2 separate regions of the Mus musculus genome follow, and region 1 is linked to region 2. The links are chromatin loops, found by intact Hi-C in ENCODE. Cell type or tissue: left cerebral cortex. All regions are shown on one strand. Links, peaks and the distances in the headings refer to the core of each region. The heading gives the core; the rest is flanking DNA.

Region 1 (15,485 bases), core at 3,429-11,428, 47 kb after region 2:
GTTCAAGTACATTCAGACAGAGGTCATTCACTGCTGAACAGGAATGTTTAATTACCTCATGTTATTTCTATTAGTTTCTTTAGCTGCTGTTGTTTTACTTTCTTAAAAATATGAAGTACGAAACAGATATAAACCTTGAGCAAGCATACATCTCCCTTTCTGGTCTGACGCTAAACAAAGAGCATGTCAGACTTTGGATCATCTGAGCAAACGTGGATGGGAAATACCACCAGCCAGCTTTATTTCTAACTCTGCCTTCCTCATTGCTGCTTTGCATTTCCCTTTCCAACCCACAGCCTAGTTGAGTTTTTCAGTTCCTTCTTCGTGCTTTCTCTCCCTGGCTGCTGTAAGCACACCAGGAGATTGCAATAGGAGGTTGGAGCCTGTGAGCTCCTTTGCTCTTTTCCAAGTGTCCGACTCAGCAGTCCAGAGCCCACTACTTGCCAGAAAGTCACCGTTGCTCCGCGGCTGGCGCTTGCCTACTTGCTTTGACCTTTTGAGAGATGAGACTTTGTTTGCCAGAACCACAGTTGATAGAAATAGAAAGGTACAGATAAGGAAAAGCACTGCAATTACAATTAAGCAAATTAGCATGGCCGTGTTGCTGGTGTTCTCCTCACAGACTTCCTTTTTAAACGTTTCCCCCTGACTTTTGATCTCTGCTGTTGGAGAACTGTTTCTGAAGGCATGGGGCGTGGAGGACTTGAGTGTAGATGTGGAAGCTAAAGGCACAGGGGGAGATGATGCAGGCTTGTCTGTGGCGCTCACCTTGTGACCCACGGCAGGAGTGACAAGGTTTGTGTTATTGTCACTCGGATGTCTGCTGGAGCCATTCTGATTACTGGAACCTGAGGCAGTGACACTGCTAGCCCACAGGTGTGTGTAGTTTGGTCTTGTTCCAGAAGACGACGAGGCCCACACTGTTGTCATCAGGAAAACAAGATGCAGGTACTGTCCTTTGTGCTCCATACCTACAGGTCCACTGCTATCTGTTGGGACAGCAATATCAGTTGTTAGTTTGTGGAAGAACAGTGTCTGGCACGTGGAGTAATTGTTGTTAACAGGCTGCACTTGAGATAGCACAAGGACGCCAGAGATCCATGCCTACCTTTTGTTATTGGATTCTTCTCAACTGAATTTGTTGTTTTGTTTTTTAACTGAATTTTCATTTCTGTTCTTAGATTGTACATAAAAATTGAAAACTTTTGTTGTACATTCTGTAATGCTGTAAGTTAGCATTACAAATCTATTGACCATGTTTAACCTTGCACCATAGCTCTACAAATTCTCCTTTTAAGGGAGTGCCCTGGACCTGGGCTTGGAGTCCGATGCTTCTGCTTTTGTGCTGTGCTTCCTCTTTGAAGGCTCCTTCTCACAGAAGTACCACCCTCTGACAAGCACAGCCTCATCTTGAAGGAAAGGAGAACATGGCCTTGAAAGTTTCGTTTCAAGTTTTAAAAGATATAACAAGTGGCTTTTTTTGTGGGAGAGGGAGGGTGGAGGTTGGTGGAGCCTGAGAGCAAGTGTGCATCAAATGAGAATGTGAAGTGCGTTTGTCCTTTCCAGCATGATGCTAAGCAGCTTGAGGACTCTGGTCCTAGGATGCAACTCTGTGAGTACCGCTGATTCCACCTCTGTTGCTGTAGCTGGCTATGGCTTTCCAATAGCAGAGGCACAGTGCTTCTCTCAACCAGAACCCGGAAAAACAAAAGACTTCTTTGCTCTCAAGAGGTATATAAAGGTGGCCACCCTTATTGTCAGTTTGTAACTGACATCTTTTTCTCCCTTATTTTAACAGAAATCTACAAAAGAAATTATAGAGAAAAATTAAAAGGAATCACTCATCAGGCTCCTGGGGCCCAAGAACACAGTGCTTGACTGTGAGCAGCTCACCGTAGCATTAGAAGGCTGAGACAGTCAGGGGCAGCCTTGTGGTTGCGCATGCTCAGCCCTCGTCCCACCCCTCCTCCCAGACATTTAGTTTAGTTTAAACAAAGTTTAGTTTGGGGCTCAGAGCTTCCTAGAAGCCAGTGTCAGGACAAGATTCTGTTCTTAGCTCTTGTTATCAGCTATCTGCTTAGAGGTCTCTCTGGGGGTGTCATGTCTGCCCCAAGTGCAGCTAACCTAGCAAGAGACATTTGGCTACACCTTTAGAGAAATAAGTTGTTTCTTCTCTTTAAAAAGTCAGCCTACCTCTGCCTCCTGAGTTCTGGGAGCAAAGGTGGGTAGCCAGGACCAGATGAGGTGTTTATAATACTATACCTGTTCTCCAGAGTCACCCTTGGAAAAATATTTTATTCAGAGCATAAATGAGAGGAGCCTGAGCAAACTCTAGACTGTTCTAAGACTCAATGAGTGTAGTTGTCTTGTTAAGATTGTTTTATAGCTGTTACTTTCAAACTTGACTATGTGGAGGAGTTTTTTTTTTCAGGTCTAGGTTAGGGCCTAAGATTCTGTCTCTAAACTACTCCTAAGTAGTACAGATACCACCCTGCTGGTCACACTTGAGCCAGGGAGGTTTACTATGGTATAATCTCTGGCATTCGACAATATCGAAATGCTAATAAAGCACAGAAGTTGAGATTAACAGTTGAGATATGCTAAGTTGCACAGACAAAAATAGCATATAGTAAATGATGCTAGTTAGAAACTACAGTTTGATTCATATCTTATACGCAGAGTGGAGAGGGGAGCCCCCAGTGCTCTGGGGTCCGATCACTATTGAGATTATGACTGTTGGTAGATGCTTAAAGATCAACTGCACTGGCTTTTGTGCGATAGTATTCCGCTTCATCTTCAAGTTGGATGGTAGGATTCTCACGATACTTTATACGTCAGTCACATACCAAAAAAAAAAGCACTTTAAATTGATTTAGTAAGAAGTGTCCGTCCTTTCCTACCAGAGTAGACTTATGCAGTCAGTGTTAAATGACTTAATGTAGGTGATTTTAATCACATTAGTTCATTCACAGTGCTGTATACATCACAGTGTTGTACACGCTAGCCGTGTACCACAGGACAACATAATAGATCTGCTGTTGGTTGTCTTCAGCCAGATGTGCTGTCATGCCCTAGTAAACAAGCTGTTGGCACCATCAGACTCTCTCTTTGCTCACAATTGCCTGAGAACAGAAACTGTTCCTACATCTCTATTTTATGCCCCAGAGGCCAAGTTGGCTTAGCAAAGTTTTGATTTTCTGGTTTTGGTTTTGTCTCATTATTTTTAGTCAGATAGGTCATTCCTCAGCTGCAGTAATGAGAATGTATTTCCTTAATTTAAAAACAAAACAACAACAACAACTCAAAGCTTTTCAACTCATTTGAGTACAAACTCAAGACCTTCCTCATCCTGATTTAAATTCCATATTAATAATTATAAATTTTTCCTAGATCTAATTGATTATGCTGTTTACTTAATTTTTCATAGTGGAATAGAAAACACATAGCGATTCTACATTGTTAGATATATGTATATACCTTTGAAAAAGCCCTTCCTCTCTACTAACCTGAACAGTTATAAGTGGGAGGAGTAAGAGAGCCGCATGTGCTACCTACCTTCAGAGCTCGCCCAGCCGTCACTTCGTAAGCCACCTCAGTTCTGCTCTTCTTATTTTAAGTAGAATACTTTGGAGACTGTGAAACTTAAATCTGCAGGGTTTTTTAAAGAGGATATGTACAGCTAGCTTTCCACTCTTAAAACCAAACCACAGATGACACATTTCCTTTCCGCTGCAACTCAACTACATGTCACGGGGAAAGCAAAGACTGACTTGTCCAGCTGGCAATGGGATGACAAGAGGCTTTGTAGCGCCAGTCTCCACCCCCTGAATGGGGAGGGCTTTCCTCTTTCCTTCCCCTTCCCCCTTTTCTCTCCCACCTATGGCTTATTGTTTATGCCTACTATCTGCTTTTGAAATTAGTATTATTCAATGGAAATTACATGATGGCATCTTTAGTGTGGCATTAAAATCACTTTTCTAATTTTATATCACAGACTGATTTGAAAACATAAATGTGGGGTCCTTGGAGGTGTTTGTCAGCTAGGAGGATCACCGAGTCCGTGGAGGTGTTTGTCAGCTAGGAAGATCACACACATCACTGCCGTTTCAAGCTGCGAACTGCAGCAGTGATCTGAGCAGAATTTGGGCCAGAGAATGCTTGTAGGGTGTGGTGTGTGCAGTTGTGTCATTGCCTCAGATTAGACACGTCTGTTCGTCCGGGATGGATTACACGGTTTTGTGTGAAATCAGATAGACTCCTCTGATGATCTCCTTGGTTCTGCTGATCGTACCGAAGCCTGGGTCACAGCAGATCCCCTCTGATCCTGTCTCACTACGATCCTCCCTTCAGGTTTTCTGAGGTGCTTGTTTCCTCACTAGCCCCACACATGTCACGCATCTCTAACGCTGTCTTTGATCATCTCCTCCCTTTTTCTGAATGAGCACCACACTAATCTCCAGGGATCATTAGACACTTTCTCATCTCCTTAAAAAGATGACCACTTTTAATTTATATAATTTAAATTTTTATTTATTTTTATGGTGTCACTGGGACTGATCGCAGTTATCTACGCCTACCTTTATGTAGGTTTTGATGTCACCAGGTTTGCATGACCAGCACCTGCTGAGCCAAGTCTTTCACACCTCCCCTCCTTTTTATTTTGAGTCAAGTTTATTAAGTTGCCCATGGTAGCTTTGAATATTTTTGGGTTTTGCTGGTTTTCCTTTTTTTTTTAAATCTCCTCTCACAGTCCATCCCAACCACAGCTTCCCCTCCCTCCTCTCCTCAGTCTGCCCCGTACCTCCTCTTTCCCAGATCCACTGCTCCTCCATTTTCCTTCAATAAAGAGCAGCCTGAAACAGCTTCTTGTGGAGTTGAAACTGGCCTAGAACTCAATATGGAGCTGAGGACGACCTTGCCTTTATGGTCATCTTGCCTTGCTCCCATGTGCTGGGATCACAGGCTTTTATCACCACATCCATCTGAGCGCTAGGAATTGCACCTAAGCTTTCATACATCCACTAGGCAAGTACTCGGTCAACTGACCAATGCCACAGCCTCCTTGATTCTTACTAAAAGTCAAAAAAGTTGCCTATATTTTCAAAAGTGATTCCAAAATATTTGCAAAATTGAGAATATTGTTTTAAAGCAGCAAAGTGTCATGCTCTCTACATACATTTTTATTAGTAGGCCTGTGCTGGTACCAGCCAGTTGATTTCCAGCAAGCAGGATAGTGGGCTCTGACACTGGCAGTCCACAGAGCATAGCTTGACAAATATCCACCCCCAGGCAAACACTGAGGCCTTTCTGCCCCTCACGGCTGTTGCCTTCCTTTGTTTACATCTGCATCTCTGTAAGCTCACCTATGTGGATCTCATTCTCTAGTTAGTGTAGAACACACTCTTTCCTTTCCACCTCTCCTCAAGCCCCACTTCTCTTTTCTGTTCAGCTCAAACTTCCTTCTATCAGAGTCTACACTGGATTTTTAAAATATCTACATAGTTTTCCCTATATATTTGTAATTTCACGTTGGTCTTACCTTCTTTTGAATGTCACACTGTTTTTTTCCCCTCTGTTGTTTCTCTTGTGAGTGATATAGACTACATCATGCAGGCTGAATTTGTCCAAAGTGCTTAAATCCAAATATTTGCAGGTTTAGATTTCCTTCAGATTTTGCAATATTCACATTTACATACACATAAAATGAGATTTTAGGTGGATAGTGAATGCTAAACACAAAATTCGTCTGTTTCATATGTACCTTATACATATAACTGAAGGCAAAGTTGCACTTTAGTGTATCTATGGTTTGAGCATTGGGTTTGAATTGTCCACCCTGGCATCTGATGGCATTCAGAAAGTGTTTTTCAGAATAGGAATAGCCAACCTGTGTATTTTCTTTTTCTTTTTTCAACTTTTTGTTTGTTTATTTGGTTGGTTGGTTGGTTGGTTGGTGTTTTTGAGACAAGGTTTCTCTGTATAACCCTGACTGTCCTGGAACTCACTCTGTAGACTACGCTGGCCTCGAACTCAGAAATCTGCCTGCCTCTGCCTCCCAAGTGCTGGGATTAAAGGCATTCGCCACCACTGCCCAGCTTTTTTCAACTTTTTAATTGACTGTGAGTTTCAAATCATGTACCCCACAGTCCCATCTCCTCATGCCCTTGTATTTGCCCTCCACGCTTGCAAACCTCACTCCCAAAGATAATAAAAAACAAACAATAAATGAAGTAAACAAAACAAAGCATAGAAAACATCTCATCATGGAAGCTGTAGTATGTCACAGTGTGTCCCACAGTATATCCCTGTGCTTCACACATCTTCACTTGCAAATGTTCATTGCAATGAGTCATTGGTCTCTTTCTGAGGTCCCTGGCTTCTGTCACACCATCAGTATTGGATTCTCATTGGGACTCCTCCCAGACATCCCATTGTTGCCCTCTGTCATGGAGTTCCTTCAGGTCTGGACCAACAAGATTGTCCCTTTCATGAGCTCCCCCAGTTCACAGATAATAAAGATTTAGGGATGGGCCAACTCAAAGCCCTGGATCTGAGCCTAGATGATAGCTAAGCTCATCAGCATGCCAGGTCTTTTTTATCCACACCACCAGGGGCAAGCTCTCTAGCACTGCTGCAGCTAGCCCACTTAATGCTGCCGTCGTCAAGAGGCAGCGTCAGTTCTCCTGCTCGCAAGCCCTCAGAGAGGCTTATCCGTACTCACACCTCCAGAGTCAGCCCAGCTGAGGCATGGGTCCCACTCTCTCAAGTGCTGCAGATAGCAAAGGGTCAGGCCAGTTCTCACCCTCTCAGGGCGGGCCCACCTGCCTTCTCTGTGAGGGCCAGCTCTACTATATTGAGCAGGCAAGGTGCAGGGCCTGCTCTCCCAAGTGCTGCAGCTGGTGGTGGTGCCAGTTCACTCTCTGTCATGACCAGCTCTCCCAGCTGCCTCAAGTGGTGGGGGGGGGTGTCTTTTATCATTTATTCTTTTTAATCTTAAACTGTTTGTTTCATTTTAAAAATAATTTAACTTGTCATTTTATTTTTTGACAAGATTAAAAGTTTTTACATGAAGATACTTATCATAACTCAGAGATAATGGAGCATAAGGAACAGTGGGCCTGAGTTAGTCAAGCACAGCACTCTTCCGAGCTTCCTTCTGTGCCTACTTGTGCTCTTTCAGTTGTGAGCCAAGTGTGCCTGGGGAAGCGGGGGAAACTGCGGGTGAATGTGTAAGGACCAAATCAAGTCCTGAGGAATGAATGGTGTTTGAATGCCTCAGGTCCATGGCAGTGGCAAAGCTTCTCTCACACACCCCCATACACCCATGGTGGGCTGGGAAGGACTGCAGAGCCGTCCTCTCGTCCCTAGGATGTTGGCAGGGTGTACAAATATGAGTGTTTACCAACAGTTGACCAGTGTGTGCCAAAGTTGGCAATTGCAGCTCTCTTTCCCCCTGGTCGGTAAAGCTGGAGACTGCTCACTTACAGAAGTCTCCTGTCAAGACTAGGTGGCCTCGCTGTACCTAATACATTTCCTGAGGGTTAGGCTTGCTGCAGTTGTTGGTGCAGCACCATCAGAGTGCACACAGCCCACCTCCCCCCAGCTTGTCTGCTTGTGCATTTGTGTCAGCCCTTTCTTGATTCCTTCACTGCTCCAGTCAGATTTCCAGGACCCAAGCCAAGTGGACGTGGTGTATGACCTAATGTGGTTTAATCAAAACATGGAACATTAGCTTATACAGCTGAACAGCCTGGATAAATCTAACCATGGGGGAGAATTTTATCTATGACTCAGATTATAGCCAAACTCCAGACTGTCTTTTCACTTCTCAGCTCCTTCTCTTTGGGTTTTGAGGAAGACTTTTCCTTCCTATCCCAAGATAAAATTTATAATCCCTCGGCTGAGCAGTAATGATGCAGCCCTTTAATCCCAGCACTCGGGAGGCAGAGGGAGGTGGATCTCTGTGAGTTTACAAAGTGAATTCCTGCATAGTCATAGCTACAAAGAGAAACCCTGTCTTTGAAACATAATAAACAAGCAAACAAATCCCAGGGCTGTGTATTTTCTTAATTACAAACATGGAGAAAAGCTCTCAAACCCCCACAATTCGAACTATGATTTAGCCTGGGATTTAAGCCTCTGGCTTCATTGTCCTGACTTGAGTCTTTGTGTTCATTGCTGAGCCACCTTCTGTTCAAGGTCAGCTCCATGGATTGGCCTCAGCTTCTGAGCATCTTTTCCAGCCACTGGCCTCTCTGAGGAGTACCCAGTGTCTTTCACTGTCTTCTTTCTTGATAGGCAGATTTGTTGCTATTGCCATAATTTTTAAGGAGTTTGTTTCTTCTCTCTTTATCCTTATTGCTTAAAGCCTGGAAAATATAAAACAAAAAAATCCATACTTTGAAGACTTGTTTTATATCATTGTTCTCTTTAGAAAATTAATCAGAACCAGAGAGATAGCTCAGCATTAAAGGCTAAGCTCAGAACTAGAAATATGAAAAGATTAACGATAAAATTTTTCAAAGGGGTCAGTGAGATGGCCCAACAGGTGACGATGCTGTCATTATAAGCCTGACAACCTAAATCCAGTCTGCACAGCATACCTGGTAGGGAGCGAGGGGAGCTGACTCTTGCCCCCATGGGTGTGCTGTGTTGTCTTCTGGCTTCCACACGCATGCACACGCTCACACCGACATGCACACACAATTAGTAAAGGTAAACAAAAATACTTATATTCTGTACATTCAGAACATTTTAACAATCTATCCTTTTTTTGTTGCCTTCCTTAGGTTCAAAACTGGCCAGATCAATGGTGATCTGCTGATATACCATGTCTTGCTGACTTTAAAGCCATATTATGCAAAGCCATATGAAATTGTAGTGGACCTTACCCATACTGGGCCTAGCAATCGCTTTAAAACAGACTTCCTCTCTAAGTGGTTTGTTGTCTTTCCTGGCTTTGCCTATGACAACGTCTCTGCAGTCTATATCTATAACTGTAACTCCTGGGTCAGGGAGTATACCAAATACCATGAGCGGCTGCTGACTGGCCTCAAGGGCAGCAAAAGGCTCATTTTCATCGACTGTCCTGGGAAGCTGGCTGAACATATAGAGCATGAGCAACAGAAACTCCCTGCTGCTACCTTGGCTTTGGAAGAAGATCTAAAGGTTTTCCACAATGCTCTCAAGTTAGCTCACAAGGACACCAAAGTTTCTATTAAGGTAACCTCTGGTCTGTTTTAAATATTTGTTGCCTTTCCTGACTAACCAGGTTATATTGTGATCTCTACAAATGTTCTCATAGTTGCATATCTAATATTAGTTCCATCCAGATGTGGGAAGACCAAGACTTCTATCTTTATTGTGGTTCTACAGAAAATTGCACACTTACAAGACACTCTCATAAAGCCTGAGTGGTGGCACAGTGGTTAAGAGCACTGGCTGCTCTTCTAGAGATCCAGGATTCAGTCCCCAGAGCCCGCATGGTGGGTCATAACTGTCTGTAACTCCAGTTCCAAGGGATCTTCTGGCTCCCGAGGACACCAGGCACACATGTGAAGCAGAGATATATATGCAGGCAAACACTCATACACACAAAATAGATTAATTTTTAAGGTACTTAGTTTGGGTAAGGGGCAAAAAAAAAAAAAAAAAAAATGCTATAGACTGAACTCTGCCCAGTGGTTGGCTGTGTGGAATGGAAAGGACCTGGCGACATAGTTCTGTTGATTGCATCATGGTTTTTCAGAGTGGTGAGTTTTACCCCCTTCAGTATTTATAAAATTCTTGGCCTTTTTTAAAAGAAAAATGATTTTTTTCTGTTGGATCCAGTTTCTTTTGAGAGTATTTATAAGTAAGTGTTAAAGTAAACTAAATAATCTCATAGCTAACATGGCGTGGGGGGGGAATGAGTTGGGTTTTGGAGCTTCTGAGAATTCTGTGTAACTGGAATCTATTCCTTCCTCACACCGTTTCTCAGGTTGGTTCTACTGCTGTTCAGGTAACTTCAGCAGAAAGAACAAAAGTTTTGGGGCAATCCGTCTTTTTAAATGATATTTACTATGCTTCTGAAATCGAAGAGATCTGCCTAGTTGATGAGAACCAGTTCACTCTAACCATTGCAAACCAAGGCACACCACTGACCTTCATGCACCAAGAATGTGAAGCCATTGTTCAGTCTATCATTCATATCAGGACCCGCTGGGAGCTGTCACAACCTGACTCCATCCCTCAGCATACCAAGATTCGACCAAAGGATGTCCCTGGGACACTGCTTAATATTGCGTTACTGAATTTGGGCAGTTCAGACCCTAGTTTACGGTAGGTATTTCTCTCCCACCCTTCCTTTTTTTTTTTTTTTTTAATTAAATTCACTTCAAGTTGAATAGTATCTCACTGTTGTTAACTGAGTGCCACTGTTAAGGGCAAGGGAAGGCCTAAAGTTTAATGAATCGGATACATTACTGCGTCCTACCTGTGTCATCTCAGGAGTTTTCTCTAAAGAAATCTTCTGGTGCTCTTCCTTTGCCTCAGCAACAGAGCAACATGAACAAAAAGAATATTACTGTCTGGAGAGCATCACAGTCAAATACCACGTTCTGTCGCGGCTGTGGCCAAGTGCAAGGCAATGTATACCTGGAAACTGACAGAGAACACTGCTGGGCATCGTGCATGAGGCGCCTAGGCATTGTCTGCTGCACAGCTCAGGCAGAAGCACAGCCCAGCCTGTAGACTCAGCAGATGTGGTTTGGTGGGGAGCTGCTATGTTGTAACACAGCTTGCTTTCAGGCACAGTGGGGAACTCTCCTTTTTGGTAAAATATTGGTAACAATGCCTTCCTAATGTACCTATCAGGTGAAGGTTTGACAGTAGCATTTGCAGTCAGGTCTATAACACAGGCCAATGGTTTGTGCTTAGCGAATGGTGTTTTCCCACTTCCTATTCCCACCTCCTTTCTCTTCCTTTTCTTTCCATGTGTGGATGATTCTTTATCTTCGGTATCTTAAGAAGGTCGAGAATTTCACTTATGGAGGTAGAACTTTCCTAGTCTGAATTCCAAGACGCTCCAGAATCTGAAATCTCTTATGTACTTTGTCCAGACTTTCTGACATGTCACTTTATTAAGACGAGCTCTCTCTGTGTAGCTCAGGCTGGCCAAGAACTTGCTGGAATTAAGGTCACTTTCACCACCCCCACCCCAATTTCAGAGCTTTTAATCATAGATGCTCATTCTGCAAAATCTATGTAAATATTTCAAACCCTGAACATATCTGAATATGGTCATTTTAGATAAGAGATGCTTAATTCTCAGATTCAGGAACTCTCCCTTAGGATATAACATAACCCAGGGTTTATGCTGGGCCTTATAAGCTTTCAAATTTGCCTTTATTTAGAAGGAAAAAAAATGTGTCCAGCAAGATGTCTCAGTGGATAAAAGAGCTCATCACAAGCCTGAAGGAGAGAACTAAATCCCAAAAGTTGTTCTTTGACTTCCTTGTATGTGTCCACATGCATGCGTGCGCGCGTGCAAACACACACACACACACACACACACAGTACATAAATGAATAAATGTAATTAAAATTTGTAAGTCAGATGTGTAACATATGTATCTGATACCTGTACTCAGAAGACACACACGAGTGGATCTGTGAGGTCTGCATAGCAAACTGTGGGATAGCCAGGGCTACATAATAAGACTATCTCAGGAAAAAGGAAAGCAGGACAATAGTCAACAGATTTATTTTTATTTTTATGTTACTTCCATAGGCCTCATGGACTCTCACAGATGGCTTGGTAAATTGTATGTGTACTTGGCTCTCCTTACCTTAGAAGGCTCTTTGACACGTACCCAAGTTATGGAAGCCCAGTTTTTTATGACTCTTAGGTAATATAAAATAGCATCAGCATAGTATGACTTATCAGTCAGAGAAAGATAAGCATAAATTCACAGACAGTAATATGTATTCTCATGTTTAGGGAAATTGAGCTATAAGGCCTGTCTTTACTTTTCGATTCCAAATAGATCTTTATTGTTTATCAGTTGGGTATTTTGTCTTTCTAACCTGGAATTACAGTCCTCCTGGCGCTGCTTCCACTGAATGCTAGGGGTACAGGCCTGTGCCACAATGCCTTGCCACTTGCCATCTCTGTTAAATAATGCTAATGGCCACCTTGGCTTAAGTGAAACCATCCCACTTTCCAAGTTAGTAAAGGATAGCATCCCAGAGAAAATAAAACACCTTTGGGCAAACGTCCCATCTCCATAGCTTTTCCTCCTGTGTCAACATGTCAGAAACTCAGACGTAGTGAAAGCCTGAAGTTCACTGAGAAGCCCAGCTGTTTGTTTTGCTGCATTTTAAAACTGAGCCTGATGGGGGTGGGTGGGTATGGGGGACTTTTGGTATAGCATTGGGAATGTAAATGAGCTAAATACCTAATAAAAAATGGAAAAAAAAAACTGAGCCTGAGATTTGGTGGGGTGGGGTGGGGTGGGGGTGGAATGACACGTGTTATTTTGAAGTGCTAGGGATTGAACCCACAGGCTCATACATGTAAGGAAACCATTCTACCTCTGAGCTGCTACAGCGCAAACCTCAAGACTTTGTTAATTTTTGTAGTTTGCTTAAATACATATGTATGTATTTATAATATACTTTCTGTTCTAATAGACCATAGGTAATACATTATTGGTTCCAGTGGTTATAGATCATAGATTAAGGTCATAGAATAGAAAATGTAGTTGCAGCTTTTTAACTAGAGTTAATTTTTGTTTTAACCTCTGGTTTACAATGTAAATTGGACAACATAAACATTCCGAGGTTATCCTTACTTTAACACTTTAAACATTATTTGATTAGGTGCCTCTTGTGGCCCTGGCTGTCCTGGAACTCACTCTGTAGACCAGGCTGCCCTCAAACTCAGAAATCCTCCTGCCTCTGCCACCGGAGTGCTGGGATTAAAAGCGTGCACCACCACTGCCTGGCCTAGATGCCTCCTCTTAAAACATAAAGTTCTCTTGCTATGTAGCCCTGACTGTCTGGAACTTGATGTAGAAAAGGCTGGCCTCATATTCATAGCCTACATCTGCCTCCCTAGTGCCAAGATGAAAGGTGTGCACTGCCAGAGTCCTCCTCACTCTCCTTCTCTGTTTAATTGGATCTGTGAGCATAGTGTTGACTTCACTCATAATACATGGCATGCCTTTATTCAGTCATTTACTTCTATTGATCACCCAAGACCCTAAATCTTTACTGGTTTATGCTCCCATGAAGATTTCTAGGAAGGCCAGCACCTCTTAAGAGTGTCCTGGGCTCTTCTCGTCCGGCGCTGACTTCAGGACTGGTTTTTCTCACTCTCCTGTTTGGGGCTTGCCGCACATTCTGCCTCTAGTCAGTTGTAACACTGAGAAAGAATCGACCGTGCTTTGTGATAAAACCTAGAGTTGTATGTTGTGGGGAAAATGTAACTACAAACAAAGAAAATGTAAAACAATCTCCTTCATGTCTTCTCTTAGGTCTGCTGCCTATAATCTCCTGTGTGCCTTAACCTGCACCTTTAATTTAAAGATTGAAGGTCAGTTGCTAGAGACATCGGGGTTATGCATCCCTGCCAACAACACACTCTTCATTGTCTCTATCAGTAAGACGCTCGCAGCCAATGAGCCACACCTCACCTTAGAGTTTTTGGAAGAGTGTATTTCTGGATTTAGCAAATCTAGTAAGTAATGACTTTCCTTAATATTAAAAATGACTTTTAAGACAATTCAAAGAAAACTCTTTTGTTTGGGAATTTACTAGGAGTCTCTCACTTGCTTTTTTTTTTTTTTTTTTTTGTCTGTGGTACCCTGTAACTAAAGGACCTCTGAAAGAAAATCCTGGTGGGATGTACAAAGAGACCTATCAGAACTCTGTGGGACCCTCTTCCCTGTAGGCTGTTGGACAGATTTCCTTCTTTATTTCAGCGCCATGAACTTTACCACTTCTTTTTTTAGATAAGATATTAAGGAAATAGTTGCTTTTCCTTTTATAGTTGAGTTGGAACTATGATTTTTATTGGACATCTGTTGGTAGATGATGCCAGATCCAGAGTCAGCACTGAGTTTGTTTTAATAAATTTCATTAATTTAATATTTATTCTTTTTAACATCTGTCCTCCTTCATACCCTGTACTAACATAGCTGCTGATCTTTGCCTGGCTTAGTTGCTGACATTTTCTTCTCCATATAATACATACAGCTTTTCCCCCTGCATTCTGCATTCAAAATCATATCTTAATATCTCAGTATTAGGTGATTAAGTGCTTTAACAGTTCATCAAGACTGTGTCTGATTGGAGCTGGAGAGATGGCTCAGTGGTTGAAAGCACAGGTTACTCTTGCATAGGACCCTGGTTTGATTCCTATCACCCACATGGCAGCTCACAGCCACCTGTGAAGCCAGTTTCAGGGGATCTGATGCCTTCTTTTGGATTTTTCAGGCACTGCATGCACATGCTGCACAGACATGCATACAAGCAAAACACCCTTACATGTAAAATAAGATAAATTAGTTAAAAGATAAAAAGACTGCATAGGTACGTTTTGTTCTATTTTTTTCCGTCAAGTGGAAGATGTAGGAGTGTAACTCTGAAGAGAGATTGTACATTTGAGAAACAAGAAAAGTACAACGTTATTAGTAACTATAAATGCGTGAAGATACCTGAGTGAGTGGACAGGCATACTGTGTCTTGCACAAACAGCTCTTCTGGGACTATTTCATATTTAATACAGTCCCATCAAAGAGTTTGAAATTCCCATGGAATTTGAAATTTTCAAAATATTTTAAATTTTACTGAAAATAAACAGCTAAGAAAATGTTATAAAGAAAGAGAGTGCAGATGTGATAGTACAGATGTCTCCTCACTTACATGTTGTAATGGCATAGTAATCAAAACATGAATGTTCAAAACTCAGCCAGCAGATCTATTTAAGAGAAACAGACAGCTCAAGTGTCACAAACTGATTAGTGAGATGAAATCACTTAAGAAATAAGTTTGAAAAGTGTAGGTTACCTACACAAAACATACCAGTGTAAGTTCTGACTGCATTTAGAAGCATTGGTAGAGGTGGGGCTTAGATGCTTTTATGTGAGTAGTGTGTGTGAGAGCAGCACACCCAGGAGGAAGGTGCAGGGAGGAAGGAAGAGATCGCTTCACGAGACTCTGGAAGATCTCCACAGAAAAAAGAACACACCGGTGTGTGACTAAGCTGGGCTGGGAGGTGGCTTCACTGAACATGGAAAGATTAACGTCCTTAGTTCAGGGCTCCTCTCTGTAGCTTAGTAAATGAGTCACGGTAGCATAATACTAAAAAAAAAATATTTTTAAGTTTGTTAATAAAAATTACATATTGAAAGAATTGTGAAAAACGTCTTTTAAAGATTAAATCCTGAGGGTCTGTAGCATTGTAAACAAGAACAATGTTTCTAGAAAGACATTTAGAAGTAG
Region 2 (15,485 bases), core at 4,714-12,713:
ACTCTCCTTTTCTTTCCTCCTGCCCTCTGTGGGAGGCACCTGTGAAATCGGATGGATCCGCTGAGGTATTTAGTGTAGGCTTTGGTTATTACCAAGTCTCTTATTTTATCAGAAAGTGGGCCTAAAGAAAACCACGAGTCAAGAGCCATACCAGGAAGAAACATCACTAAGCCATAATTGCTGCTCTGTTTCTTGGCTTTGTGTTTAACTCCATTACATGGTTCTCTGATTTCTGTGTCATTTCAGCTTTAGCTCAGCCAGTGACCCCTTCATTACCTCAATATAGCTTACCTGACGTTCTTGATATGTGGTTCAGCTGGAAAGTACCTCAGTGTTCATCAGTGACTGTCCTTACATACAGGTTTACTTATTTTAAATTGGATCTTCATGATCTATTCATTATCTAGTATTACCATCTGTTACTTTTGAAATGTCTTACATTAAGTTTTATTTATTTTTATTATTTTATTTATGTATATGTGTGAGTATATACACACACATATGCATATACATGGACCATACACACACACTCCCCTTGTGTATGCCTTATGACCTTAAGGACAGAAAGGGCTGTAGCTGTCAGTGGTTTGTAGTCTTCCAGCCTAAAAAGCCCTTGTCACCCACTTGAGTAGCACCTCAGGCTTTACTGGCTTGTCTTGAGTTTCTTGTCAGTTTCTTAGACTGTCACGTTAGCAAGGAACATGGATTATTTGGTTCGTCAGGCCTGGGTCATGAGCTTATGCTTAGAGCTCAGCAGTGCATGGATGGCAATAGTATATTTCTGTCATTTGCCTCGTGTGTGTGTGTGTGTGTGTGTGTGTGTGTGTGTGTGTGTGTGTAAGTGTAATTAAAATGTTAAAACCTAAGCATTTCAGTTGAGAGTTTCCTCTTTGGGATACTGTGATTATTCACAGCTGTTTGGAGGAGGGCATTAATACAAATTATAATTCATATTTACTTAATACTTTCTTCACATCAAACTACATATTGTATATTATATAATTTTTTATTTCATCCCAATATTGTATAATTTTTTATTTCATCCCTATCATAACCTTCTGAGGTATTATTTGCAATCTTTGACATGACAGAAACTCAATCCTGGTTATCAGAAAAATCTAAATAACAGCATTTTCTAAGCCCCCTGAGCTTCCACATCAGAATCTAAGGACAAGGCTTCTTTTTAAATTTTTTCATTAATGTATCTATTTATTCACTTTACATCTGGATCACAGCACCCCTCCTTCCTCTCCTCTTAGTTTCATCCTCACAAATCCCTCTCCCCATTACCCCTTTTCTTCTCTGAGGAGAAGGGGAGCCTCCCCTCCTTGGGTACTACCCCACCCTGGGACATCAAGTTGCAGCAGGACTAAGAACATCCTCTCCCACTGAGGCCTGACCAGGCAGTCCAGATAGGGAAGGGGATCTAGTGGCAGGCAACAAAATCAGAGACAGCCCATGCTCTAATTGTTAGGGGACCCACATGAAGACCAAGCTGCACATCTGCTACAGATGTGTAGGGGGCTCTAATTCCAGTCCCTGCATGCTCTTTTCAGCCTTCCATGGGCCCAGGTTGACTCTGTATATCTTTCTGGGGTACCCTTGACCCCTCTGGCTCTCTCAGTCCTATACCCCACTCTTCCACAAGGCTCCCCCAACTCCTCCTGATGTTTGGCTGTGGGTCTCTGTATCTGCTTCCATTGCTGCTGGATGAAGCCTCTCAGGAGACAGTTATGCTAGGCTCCTATCTGCAAGCATAGCAGAGTATCATTAATAGTATCAGGGGTTGGCTCTTTCCCATGGGATGGATCTCAAATTGGGCCAGTCAGTGGTTGGCTGTTCTCTCAATTTCTGCTTCATCTTTATCTCTGTGCATCTTGTGGGCAGAACAAATTTTGGGTGGAAGGTTTTGTGGGTGGCTTGATGCCTCCATCCATTGGAAGTCCCACTGACTACAGGAGGTGGCCACCTCAGTCTCCATAGCCCCAACTGCTAGGGTTGCCCCAATAGACTTTGGGAGCCTTTCCCAATCCCAGGTCTCTGGCTAGTCCCACAGATGCCTCCCCGCTAATTTCTGTCTTCTCTCCCCAAACTGTCCTGCCCCTACCCCCACCTGATTCCCATCCCTGTTCCTTGCCTTACTCTATCTCCTATCCAGTTCACTCCCTCTGTCTACCTCCAATGTCTGTTTCATTTCCCCTTGTGAGGGAGAGTCATATATCCTTGGGGACAAGGCTTATTTTGTATATTTAAACTGGCACTCCCAAATGACCCATCTGTAGTCAGTCCACTTGGGTTCTGCTGTGTCATTTTACTCTTGATAGCTTAGCTAGTTAGAATTGTCACTGAGTTCCAAACTAATCTTAAGTTGTTTTTTTTTTTTTTAAGATTTATTTATTATTATACATAAGTACACTGTAGCTGTCTTCAGATGCGCCAGAAGAGGGCATCAGATCTTAATGGGTGGTTGCGAGCTACCATGTGGTTGCTGGGATTTGAACTCAGGACCGTTGGAAGAGCAGTCAGTGCTCTTATCCATTGAGTCATCTCGCCAGCCCTAATCTTAAGTTCTAACTCACCATGTCAATAACTGCAGGAATTGTTACTGTTAGCATACTGAGTTTGTTAAGTTAAACCCATTCTTGTATATAAACATAAAAATCTAGCCAATGTTTCTTTAGTCTCAGTACTCAGCCCAAGGTAGAAGTAGTTGAGTCTCTAGTTTGAGGCCAGCCTTGTCTACATAGTCAGTTCCAGGACAGCCAGGACTACGTACAGAGACTCTGACTAAGGGAAGGAGAGAAAGAGATGGGAAATGGACAGAAGGAAAAGGATGGAAAAAGAAGGAAGTGGGGAGAAGGAGAAAAGGGGAGGAAAAAAAGTTCAGCTAACAGTCAAGAGACATTTTCCTAGGTAAAATGAGTTCTTAGTTCTAAGCATCTGATTTGCAAACAATCTTTTGGAACCAAGTCAATATTTACTCAGAATACGTTCCTATTATTGGATCAACTGTATTCTGCTTTAAAAAGGTCCTGGAATGATCTACTGCTATCATACTTTCATGAAAGTGGTGTCCCACAAATGGGTATGTTTGTAAAAGACTGTTGTTTATACCCTATTTGTGCTATTCAGTCTATTTAATTAAAAATAATAAAATATAAAACAGCTTCAGCTTCCCCCATACCTCTCTTTATCTCCCAGCTTCTCCTGCCCCCTTGCTTAAATGCCTCTTCCATAATTTCTTCTCTTATCTTTAATATAGACATTTGAGTTTGATTCTATTTTGCAAACATTTAAAACACAAATGTGATGTTTTGCTTATTTTGGCATTTAATAGAGCACTGCACATTTATAGGAAGGAAATGATTATATTAATGTAACATTTAAATTATACAGTTAAAACTTGCCATGGTTGGGGATTTAGCTCAGTGGTAGAGTGCTTGCCTAGCAAGTGCAAGGCCTTGGATTTGGTTCTCAGCTCAGGAGGGGTGGGGAGTGACAAAACTTGCCCAAACCCAAATCTTACTAGAATAATAATTTCTTCCACAGTAAATTAATATAAATTTTATTTTCTTAGTGTGCTTGTCATTTAGTAAATAATATGAGGTGCTGAAGTGAGCAGGCATTTGGGCTCATTTCTGCCTGAGTATGTACAAAAGAGTAAAAATACTGCACAGAAAAAGGGAGTGAGTGTTGAAGACTGGTCTGAGTGCCGTGCTCCCGCCTGCCACAGTCCCTGCAGTCGTGTTTATGCAGGGACTTGATGACCTGTTTCCTTGCCAGGTGCTCTTGGAGATGAGCTCCGAGGGCTTTGTCCCAGGATTGAGGCTTGGTCTTGATATGGCCTGTGGGCTCCTGGGGGAAGACGAGAGCATTCCAGGACTTGGGTTTCTTGTAGAATTTGAGGTGGTAGTTGTTGTGGTTGTGGTTGTGGTTGTGGTTGTGGTCATCCCAAGACTCAAGTTTTTTGTAGAATTTGAGGTGGTATTTGTTATTGTTGTTGCTGCTGTTGCTGCTATTGTTGTTGAAATTGTTCCCATAATATGAGCACACATGAGGAGCAGGGTGACAGTGAAGGAATGCTTGGTCATCGTTTTCTTTTGCTTTAAAGTGATCATAAAATTTAATACTCAGTTCACAAACACATAGACAATCACATATCTTTAGTTGTATCTCTATAGTATATTCACATAATATAAATGGACTTTTAAATTATTCATTAATGACCAAATAACAACCCTCCTTTCTGAACCTCACCCGATAACAGACTTGTTTTCTATCTAGGTCACTAACTTCAGGAATAAGCGTTCTGAATACTAGAAGGAGCTTGATTTTGTTTTCCTGTTTTGCAAACAAGTTAACCATGAGGCATTTGAACCAGTAAGAATGGGGTTGGTGTGAGGAACAGGACAGCAGCAAAGGTTCGACCTGAAGGACTGGCTGACAGACTGGGTGGGAGAGGAGAGTAGCAGGAGGAGGAGGAAGCTTCTCGCTTAGTAGTTTAAGGGGTAGCTCTACAAATTAGAATATTACTTTTAAATCTTTACAACAAAGTAGAAGAAAAAAACCAACCATAAGTCAAATGATTTCCCCAATGCTAAGGTTTCCTTCATTTTAACCTTCTTTAGGGGTAGAAGAGAGCAAAGGGCGAGCTGTTAAGAGAATTCCATAGCTTTTTAAAAAGGAAATCTAGAATTGACTACAAATGAGTCTGCCATTTTACAGCTGAGCCTACACGAGGGGTACATACAGCATGTCTAGAGATGCCTATTCTACAGTAAGCAGACTGAGAGCCTGAGTCTGAATCCTAGTTCAGGTTCTTTAGCCGGTATGAATGGTAACACAGAGCAGGCTCCTATACCAAAGGGTCAGTACTCTCTCTAGAATTAGGCTACTTTTCTCTTAGCATGTATTCAAATCTAATAGCTTGCTATACCTGTAATAAGCAGACCCCTGCTTACCATGATAAAATATTATATTTTTTGTTCAAATCTTAAACTTAAATTTTAGGAATATATACAAGAACTTCTATTTCATTCTAATACATAGTTAACCATTTTCGAGTTACTACTACCTTTTGATTTGGCAGACTAGTTTTGAAGATTATGAATTCAGCCTTTGTCTTGGGTCCTGGAGAATGATCCTGAAGGGAAGTCTCTTCTCACTCTCCGAGTTCTAAATAATATAGCTAGGAGCCAGTCACGTGCTTGGAGCCTCGCCTCTTTGGAAGTATCGGAAGGAGCGTTTCCAAACATCTAGTGTAAACAGGCAGACTTTGACAGAGATTAAGGCATTCAAATAAAATCTTTGTAAAGTCTATGTACTTACTTAAAGGATCCAGTGAATACCTCACTGCATTTAATCTTCCTGCATGCACCCAAATGGATTGCTTCATTGGGTTGACTCTAACTAGACGAATATATAATTTGCTTTGTAATTATCATGATTTCAAACCAAGTAAGAGCATTAATGATGATTTTAAAATAATTTAGGAATTTTACATCTTAAGAGATTAAATGTTGATAAATAAAGATAAAAGTACCCTCGCATGGCACTTTAAAGAAAGAATTAGACATGGAAGTGATAGTGTGAGACTCAATTACAGAAGTTTCCTTTTAAAAAATGTCCTAAGCCACCTCTCTCACGAGCTGAAGTCAGTGTTTTCCGGGGAAATAGGGCTGTGTTGTAGTAACAGCTTCATCTTCATGGCAGGCACCGTGAGTGTAGCAGGAATGGACACAAGGTGTGGTGTTGGTACACAAGGAAGTCACTGCGAGAGTGGCGGGGAACAAGCCAGTACATGTCCTTACTCTGTGCTGAGTTTTTCCCCTCCTTTGAATGAATAGGCAAATGCTTGCTAAATCTCTAACCTCACTTGTGGAGGGTAGTTGTGATCATACTTAGAAAATCAACAAAAGAAGCCTCTTGGCAACCAGAGCAGTGCACTAAGTCACTGCCTGAGATAGTGAGTGTCTGCTACCATGCCTCTCCTACTCCCTGCTTATTCTGAGAATTGACTCTAGGGAATAGAGTTGAAATGGTTGTAGTGATGTTTACTCCTTGAGCTAACTGTGGCCCAGTAATTAATTATGTTTTTCTAACCCTGACCTTTTGAATTTATTCTTTTACTCCTCCCCGCCCCTCTTTGAGACAGAATCTTCTGAACATCTGGCCTTAAACTCACCATCCTCTTCCCTCACGCTTCCAAGTGCTCAGATTACAGTGTGGCCATCAAGTCTGCCTATTCAGCTTATTATCAAGCTTCTAACAACTCAATCTTGCCTTACTTACTTCAGTGTTTTCTCCCTATTTTTTCTCAGAGTCTCTTTGTTTTGTTTTGCTTTATAAGATAGGGTCTCATGTAGCCCTGGGTCTTCTCGTAATCTGTTAATTTCATTTATCATTTAGCCAAATGACTAGCTGTCTAACCTTTGGTTTCTCACTATCTTATTTTTTTTATTAACCTTAATGATGCTAAACAAACAAAAATTATTTACCATTATCCAGCCTTGAAAGACCTTAATATTGTCATTGTGTCTGAAGTTTTTTCCTTCCTTGCTCAGAGTTCCTCCTGTGGAGGCCTACCTCTGATGTCAGTACCCTTTTTCTATGTATGAACATGCCCTAATTTTATGGTGAAGAATTAGTCATTTTAGGAAATTGCAGTTATCAGAGTCTGGGTTTTTTCTTGCCCTGCCTTCAGGTCAAGCACACCTCTTATTCTTTGTATTTTCTCTACCTTCTAGCATAGTAAGTATTATTAAGACTAGGAGACACTGGGATTTATTGAAAAGCTGTCAGTTTATTTCTGTCTCTCCAATGATATGATTAGTAATGTCTGAAGTAGCAACTATTGGTCATTTGACTTATTTCCTCTGTGTCATAAACATACGTTCACGAATCATCAGCCTAAATTTAAGAGCCCACTATTATTTTCTGGCTTCTATTTGGTAGGTCATATATACACTCATCTTTGACAACCTAAAGTTGAATCAATAGAAGTTTGACACTCAAATTATTTGGAACATTTTACCTGGGTTGGTATGAGACTTGGACTTGGTATATTTGTGCTTCTTGTCTCCTTCCAGCATATCGCCATACCACTCCTGTCAGCCTTGTGGTTAACTACCTGGGAATGTACCTGAGTGCTGGTGACATGAGTTGTGTGACTTGTCCTGGGTGACCTATTTCCATTCACTCTAGACAAAGAGGGAAATGATAGACCGAAGGAGCTATTCTTCCAAGTTGTGCTAATAGTGTTCCAGGAGCATCAGTGACTCAGTGTGCAGCTTCACCAAAGCCCTTGTCTCCATCAGTGATGGATCTCAGAGTTGCATGCCTGGAGTCTTCTCCCTCCAGCAACTACTTACCCCTAGCATACCCTTCGGGACAGGGAGCGTGGCTCCTGAGCATTCCTTCTGTCCACATGAGAAGGTTAATAGATCCATTTTCATGAGGGTTATCACGACTGATCTGATCAAGTTGACAACCATCACATCCAGCCCAGAGAAAACAATATGTACATCATTTTCTGGCCTGGTGTTTGGCTTTGAACCAGTTCTCCAAAGTTTGTTGGAGGGCTTCTTCAAAACCCTAGAAGAGAGTAGAACTAAATGACTCAGTAGAGGTGAGAAATAAACTTTTGTTGTCATAGCTGGAAATACTTGAGGGCTGTTTATAATAGAAACCCATCTGTGCTGTTTGCCAAATCCCATGTTACTCTACTTTACATCCTGCTTCTACCTGAGATGTGGATCTGAATACAGAATCTTATTGAACTTTTCTCATCTCTGAATTCCACTTGACTAATAGGGAATACAAGGAGACTGAAGAAAGAAAGGGTAGGTGAGAATGTATTCTCTTGTTCACCATGGCTGCCTGCATCCTTCCACGAGATGATGGTTTTGTTAGGTAATCCCCTCTCTGTATTTACTTTCTGGTAACTGCTCTACTTCAGCTGGTATTTCTAACTGTTTTTGTAATTGTCTAAAGCCCTGCCTTATCCTTTTCATGGAATCTCTTGGGTCCCAAATTGAGTTTTCTACCAACTAGAATTTTACTTCTACAGATTATGTACTGTATCTTCTTCTACACTCAACTATTTTGAATTCATAAATTTATCTTGCTCTGAGGATTTCAAATCAGGGTCATAGATATACACTAAATTTGAAGATTTTTGTGTACCTTCTTAGAATGAGGCACCATTCATTTAAGAATATGTTAAATCCTTGGGTATGATGATGCATGCCTTTAATTCCAGCATCTGGGAGGTACTGGGAGGTACTGGGAGGTAGACATTCTGAATTTGAGTCCAGGCTGGTCTACTTAGTAAGTTCCAGACCAGTCTGGCCTACATACTGAAATCCTGTCTCAAAAACCAAACAGACAAAAACCATAGCTCAGCAGTTAACACTTGCTCCTCTTGCAAAGGGTCTCCTTTGGTTTCCAACACCTACATGGTGCCTCACAACTACCTGTAACTCCAGTTCCAGGGAATCTGGCCTCTATAGACTGCTAAATGTACATGATATACACACACACACACACACTCACCAAGAAAACACACACATAACATAAAATAAATAATAAGTATTTAAAATTGCTGAAAAAAATCTGGTAAATTATGTGTAGAGGTGAGAGAGAGAGTGCACACACACACATGTGGGTATGTGTACATTAGTACAGGTGCTCTCAGAGGTCAGAGGCATCCCTGGAGCTGGAGTTATACGTAGTTATGAGCCACCTGACTTGGGTGCTGAGAACCAAACTTGAGTCCTTTGGAAAGGCAGAGCATGTTAGCCACTGAACCATCTAACCCCCTGTATTAAAAGCTATATCATGCTGCAAGTGTGTAGTTGTTTGGTTTGGGTTTTATTGTTAATTTATTGACTTATTTTGAGACAAGATATTACTCCTGCTCAGACCAACTTGGAATTCCCTATGTAGGCATTATTGACTTTGAACTTATGGGAGCCCTCCACCTTCTGCCTCTTAAATGTTTCGATTATAAACATGTACTGCGATGCCCAGCTTATAAAGAATTTTTACTTATATTTAAAAGTTGAACATTTAAAGCATGTTGACAATATATAGCACAGAAAATGGCTTTTGGTGTTTCCTGTTTTAAAGATGTATTTCTGGTTTTTCTAAATATGTGTAGGTGCATGTGTCTGTGTGGGGGTATATGCATGTGGGTGCTTGTGCTCAAGGAGGCTAGAGAAGTGAGATCTGGAGCCTGGGTTCTAGACAGTTGTGAACTGCCTGATTCGAGTGCTAGGGACTCTTCCTCACAAGTAACATGCAATCGTTACTGCTGAGCCATCTCTTGAGAACAGTATTGCTTTTAAACAAAGGATTTGAAAATTTCCCAAGGTAGTAGATATACAACTATCCCAAAAGGCAGGCTGCTGTTAGATTTAATTCTTAGTAACATTTTCAATTGCACGTAAACCACCATTTTCTTTGGTTTAGAAATATAATACAGGGAAAAGACATGCTTCCCCTGGTTTAGATAGATCTATCTTAGGGCCAGGGGTATATCAGTCAGTAAATGGCTTTCCCCGCATGCATAATGTGAGTTTGAGACCAGCATGGGATATGTAAGACCCTATCTGAAAAACAAAACAAACAAGCAAGTAAACAAAAAGAAAGCACAAACCACACATTCCAGAGCAAGTCACCACTTCCAAGCAAATTTGGTTTTTACCAGTGTAAACCTGTAAGTTTCTAGTCTTATTTTGACTTGTTGTGACTTGTTATTCATAACCAATGTAAACTAGCTCAGTATTTTGTTAATGTCATGCTAAAAGACTTTCAAGAAAGCATATAGCCAGGGATGATAGATACATAACTCATTTTCAGAATTAAAATTTGTTGGAATCATGAATACAGAAACAAATGTGGCCTGAGTGGATCTGGGTTAGAGTACAGTTCTTCCCTCCCATTGTTCCCTAGAAAACCAAAAGAGACACTGCTTGCCAAGGCCACATTACCTGTGCTCTCCTGACCACAGCCCATAACATCCTAGAGTCATTAAGCTAGACTAGGGCTTGGAATCAGAATTTAGCATGACTTGACTTTGAAAAGATTGTCTCCTCTTTTTCATTCCCTTGTGGATGACAGTATTTCCATCTCTTGAGCTTTAAATAAAGTTAACATCATCTTACTAAACTAAGTCTTGTTTGTTCTGCTTCAGAAGAAGTTTATGCTGCATTCCCTATATTATAGACTCACTCCGCAGCCCCACCCATATTCTTATCTGCAATGTGAAGAACCATGTAGTGAATGTAAGAACCTTTAGTAGCTTGTTAGTATTATTGTGCAGCAGCTATGTTGCGCTGACCTCTAGGCTGTTGCTTTAATCTCTGCATCCTTGCACATTTCTTCCAGAATGTCCTATCTCTCTATGGCCATGGCTGTGTACTTCCAGGTAGAATGTTTTATTTTATGTACTATTAACTAAGATTTTATACATAAGGCATTTGTTTTCCATTTCTGAGGGTTTTCCATGTCCTCATAGCTATCAATACTATTATTTTCTCAAAACTTTTTTTTTTAAAGGAAAATGTATGTTATGCATGAAAAACCAGGAAACAAGTGGCTGAGAGTTATGGTACACACGTTTAATCTCAGCACTCTAGAGGCAAAGGCAGGGCAAGTAGATTTCTGTGAGTTCAAGTCTATCCTGGTCTGCATAGTAAAGCTGTAGGCCAGCCCAGGACTACATAGTGAGATCTGTCTTAAAAAAAACAAATAGATAAAGTGTAGAACCATTATCTACCTCCTTTTTATACCATCCAACATGTATGTGCCACGCTTGTAAACTGTGTCTGATTATAAACCCTTCATCCTTAGCATCTCATACACGTCCTACATAGCTGGGCTGCTCAATCTGCTCATAAAATAGCTAAAGCAGTGTCAAAAGTTGTTTGGTAAGGTGCTACATGCTAGCTTGTCTTTCTGGAAGTCTGTCGCCTAGTACATGTACCTGAGCTTTGACAAGCTATAGAAGGTATCAGGCCAGTTGTCAGGAAGACGCTAGAGCAGTGGTTCTCAACCTGTAGGTCGTGACCCTCTGTGTGTTGGGGGGTGCCTATCAGATCTTGTGTGTATGTGTGTGTATACATATACATAGATATATGTATATATGAAGTAGCAATGATGAACTGTTCATGGTTGGAGTCACTCCAGTATTTGGAACTGTATTAAAGGATCACAGCATTAGGAAGGTTGAGGGCCAGTGCCCTAGAGACGAGCTAAGCAGCAGAGTCTGCCCATAGACTTAGAATGCCCAACACACATCCTGTGTATCATAACCTCTGCTGAAGTGGTAATAAAGTAGTTTTAAAACTGTTTTCATCTAGTGTTCATGTCATGGTAGAAGACTTGTTAGTCATCATGGTGAGTAGAGACATCTGTAAACGAATGTTCCATATTTGATACTCCATGCCTCACATTTTGCTCCACTTCTACAAACCATCTTACCCTCTGCTTACCCTGGCAGTCTGCCATGTTTACCTTTAATAAGGGCAAACTTGAACTTTTCACTCTTGAGTCCTCTAAGCAGGGTCGCCACCTCCTCAAATAAGATTGTATGTATGTGTCACAGATTATAAAATTCAGCCTCTTAAAGTCCATAGTTTCACGATTGTAGCACATTCTGAGTTGTACTTTCATTACTGCTAGTTTTTTTTTATTATTGTTTTTTATTTTATTTTTATTTATTTTTTAGTATATAGAATAGAGTTTATTCAGGACATGGGGAACGGAGTTGAGAGGATAGTAGAGACAGACAGGAGAGAAGTAGAGCACATGTAGAGGGGGAAGGGAATGGGGAGAGAGGGGGAGCAGGGAGGGAGAGGACAGAGGGAGAACAAGAAGGCAAGAGAGCAAGAGCGAGCACTGCTAGTCAGTTTTAAAGAGTTTGATCACCTGCCCCCCAAATAAACCTTAAAGCCATTAGCAAGCACTCCCTTTCCTTGCACCTGACAGCTATTGATCTTCGTGTGTCTCTGTGGGTTGCATATTGTAGATACATCATATAAGTGAATCCTACAGTATATGTTCCTTTGTGACTTCACACGAATTTTCAAGGTTCCTCTGTGATGTCTCATTCATATATATATATATACATATATATATGAACATATATATATATATATATATTCACACACATGTATACACACACACACACACACACACACACACACATATGTACTGCATTTCATTTTATATCTGACCAGTATTCCATTGTGTTGCTATATCACAGTTTATCTTTCTGTTATCCGGTAATGAATTTTTCTCCACATTTTGATCACTGTGCATAGTGCTGCTGTAAATAAATATATGTGGTTTTGTAGGGTCTGTGTTTTCAGGTTTTAAATTATATATCTAGAAGTGGAGTTGTTGAAACATGGTGATCAAATGTTAACCTCTGAGGACTAACTTTTCTAAGGTACATATGCCATTGTATTGTCCTGTGTAGTGCATAAGCATTCAAGAATCTCTGCACCTGACCAAATGCTTGCTGTTCCCTGTTTGTCTAGGCAAATTCTGAGAAATGCTTCCTCTAATCCACAGTGGGTTCTATTACTATTTTACAGTGACCATGACAGAATATAATGTTATGTTTCTATGTTGGATGTTTAGTTCCTAGGTTTTACATATCCTTATATACCCAGAAAATCTAGTATAGAGATGGGATTTTACAGAGCAATTAAATAAACCTAGATTTTGTTTGTTGTATTTTGTTTTTGAAGTGGGGCTTGCTTTATAACTTAGTTTAACCTTGAACTCAGGATCCTGACTCTGTCTCGCATGTGCTAGAATTACAGGTTTGTACCACTAAGCCTAATCTGACTTGTTGTTGTTATTATTGTTTGTTTGTTTTGGTTGTCCAGTGTTTCAAGACAGGGTTTCTCTGTGTAGCGTTGGCTGTTCAGGAGCTCACTCTGTATATAGTCCATGCTGACCTTGAACTCAGAGATCCACCTGCCTCTGCCTCCCTAGTCCTGGGATTAAAGGTGAGGTATGCACCACCACTTCCTGGCTGGAGACTTTTTTTTTTTTTTTTTAAAGATTTTTAATTATATGTAAATACACTGTTGCTGTCTTCAGACGCACCAGAAGAGGGCGTCAGATCTCATTACAGATGGTTGTGAGCCACCATGTGGTTGCTGGGATTTGAACTCAGGACCTTCTGAAGAGCAGTCAGTGCTCTTAACCGCTGAGCGATCTCTCCAGCTGGAGTTGTATTTTTGATTACACACACACACACACACACACACACACACACACACACACACACACACACACACACACACACATTCATTGGTAGTATTTAAACTTGTCTAAGATTCACGCTCATCATGGTCAACTTATTTCGATCTCAAATCTTTAAAAAGAGAAGGTGGGTGGTGGGGGAGTGGAATTGAAGTTCTACAGAGATCCAGAGGAATTCTTAAATGGTTTTCTTTTCTGTGATACTTGGTTTGTAGAAACAGTTGCCATGGTGCTCAGTTGCATTACTTCACAGGGATGCTTTAGTGATTAATGCATACAGACTGACCTGGCATTAGTGTTTATAGTCTAGCTGCTGCTCTGTAAAGATAGGTGGTTGAATCTACTTTCTAATGCATCCAGTCCTTGAAAGTAAATAATCCTAAGAATATTTTCAAGGTTTATTTAAAAATATAGAGCACCGGGCAGTGGTGGCGCACACCTTTAATCCCAGCACTTTAGAGGCAGAGGCAGGTGGATTTCTGAGTTTGGCGCCAGCCTGGTCTACAAAGTGAGTTCCAGGACAGCTAGGGCTACACAGAGAAACCCTGTCTCAAAAAAACAAAACAAAAAATATAGAGCAAGTATGTGAGAATAAACACAGCTGGGTTAATATTGTTCTCTACAAAAAGAGTCACTAATAGAGACAATGTACTTCAAGCTATGCCACCTTCTAACACAACATTTTAGGGGAGGAGGAGTGTTCTTAAAGTTTAAAGCACATTCTTTTACAATATGATAGAAAAACATACTTGACCTTTTTTGGTTTAAGATGACAAAATACCAAGTTTAATATAGTTTTATTTATAGTGAGGTTTGTTCTTTTTTGTTGTAAATTAAAAACTGCCTCTTGGGCGCATGCCTTTAATCCCAGCACTTGGGAGGCAGAGGCAGGTGGATCTCTTGAGTTTGAAGCCAGCCTAGCCTATAGAGCTAGTTCTAGGATAGCCAGTCTGGGCTATTCAGAGAAACCCTGTCTCAAAAAACAGAAACAAAAAATTAAAAACTACCTCTTAAATGGTTTTGTAAATCCAATTATGGATTTATTGGATTAAGTAAAAACACTTATGATTGCTTTGATGAACTATACTTAAAATCCATTAAAGGTCATTTTATGATTTATATGTGAAAATATTTTTCCTAGTTTTAAATATCTCCTTAATTCTCCAAGTAATTTGTTTTTTTGTTTTTGTTTTGTTTGTTTTTTTGTTTTTGTTTTGTTTGTTTTGTTGTTGTTGTTGTTTTGTTTTGTTTTTGTTTTTCGAGACAGGGTTTCTCTGTATAGCCCTGGCTGTCCTGGAACTCACTTTGTAGACCAGGCTGGCCTCAGAGATCCACCTGCCTCTGCCTCCCAAGTGCTGGGATTAAAGCCGTGTGCCACCACGCCCGGCTTGTTTTTTGCTTTTTAAAAAACCTTGGCTTTTACAAGTGTATATAAGTTCATACTTAATGGCTTATAGCTTTCTGGTACAGTTTAAAGTCAGGACAAAGACTTAGACTCTTTTATGAAAGCAAGAGGGTTGGGTATGGTGGCATAAACTTATAATTCCAACATTGGGTAGGCTGAGGCAGAGTCAGAAAATGAATTCAAAGCCAGCATATGTTATATAGGAGGGCCTCTCTTCCAAAACAACATGAAGCAAGAAAAGATTTGATGTTTTCTTATAGAAAAGCTATACCATGAGGGAATATTAGCCCCTACTGTTCGATGAAATTATTTTTTAGACAATGACTTTACTTAATTGCCATTGGTATGAGGAAGTACACAAGTGTCTACACAATAAGCTGGTGAATGGCTGTGGCCATGCGCCAGATAGTCTTATGCTATATAGTGCTCAGATGTGTTAGTGGTCATTGAAGCTTTGGTTGGCAAATAATAGCTTTCCCAGTGGTTATTGTGGTATATGGCATCTTTGTTTTTCCTTACTGGTGGTTTGGTGTCTCCTCCTCCTCTCTACTTGATGAAAAGCCATTAAATCTGAGCTTATTTTCTGTTGAGGCAAGTATTTGAAAGTCATTCAAACTCCCTCAGCTTTTGAAGTGCTCATTGTGTTGAAACTGTGACTATGGGCAACAAAATAATGCAAAATAAAGGGTTGTGTTTCCTGGTGTGATTAGTCTGATGACCTGAGTTTAGATCCTCAGAGTGCACAGAGTGGTAGCATTGGAGTACATCTGTAATACTCAACATTCCTATTGAAGGATGG

What was found. Peaks named below come from ENCODE experiments on the same cell type or tissue, not always from the same donor. Only the 100,000 strongest peaks of a DNase experiment are listed, where the experiment ranks them.
Region 1: a loop joins it to region 2, with 2.2 times the contacts of the local background. A loop is called at or near these places in 3 of 42 quality-filtered maps.

The regions. Positions count from the first base shown.
Region 1 is chr11:79,526,814-79,542,298 of GRCm38, forward strand. It overlaps Nf1 (neurofibromin 1), which reads left to right. Exons shown (of 58, transcript NM_010897.2): 37 at 8,790-9,222; 38 at 9,980-10,320; 39 at 13,517-13,719. It overlaps Evi2 (ecotropic viral integration site 2), which reads right to left and starts at 3,796. Exons shown (of 4, transcript NM_146023.4): 1 at 3,556-3,796; 2 at 769-989. It overlaps Evi2a (ecotropic viral integration site 2a), which reads right to left and starts at 3,796. Exons shown (of 2, transcript NM_010161.3): 1 at 3,556-3,796; 2 at 1-989. The coding sequence starts at 969. The coding sequence ends at 298. In left cerebral cortex, for the core only: no CTCF peak of the experiment used is centred there; DNase peaks (open chromatin) are centred at 3,759, 4,132, 7,236 and 7,546; H3K4me3 peaks cover 705 bases; H3K27ac peaks cover 2,305 bases.
Region 2 is chr11:79,478,310-79,493,794 of GRCm38, forward strand. All of the region lies in intron 36 of Nf1 (neurofibromin 1), which reads left to right. AU040972 (expressed sequence AU040972) reads right to left here and starts at 5,722. Exons shown (of 4, transcript NR_045305.1): 1 at 5,637-5,722; 2 at 5,329-5,409; 3 at 5,075-5,255; 4 at 3,414-4,103. In left cerebral cortex, for the core only: no CTCF peak of the experiment used is centred there; a DNase peak (open chromatin) is centred at 9,204.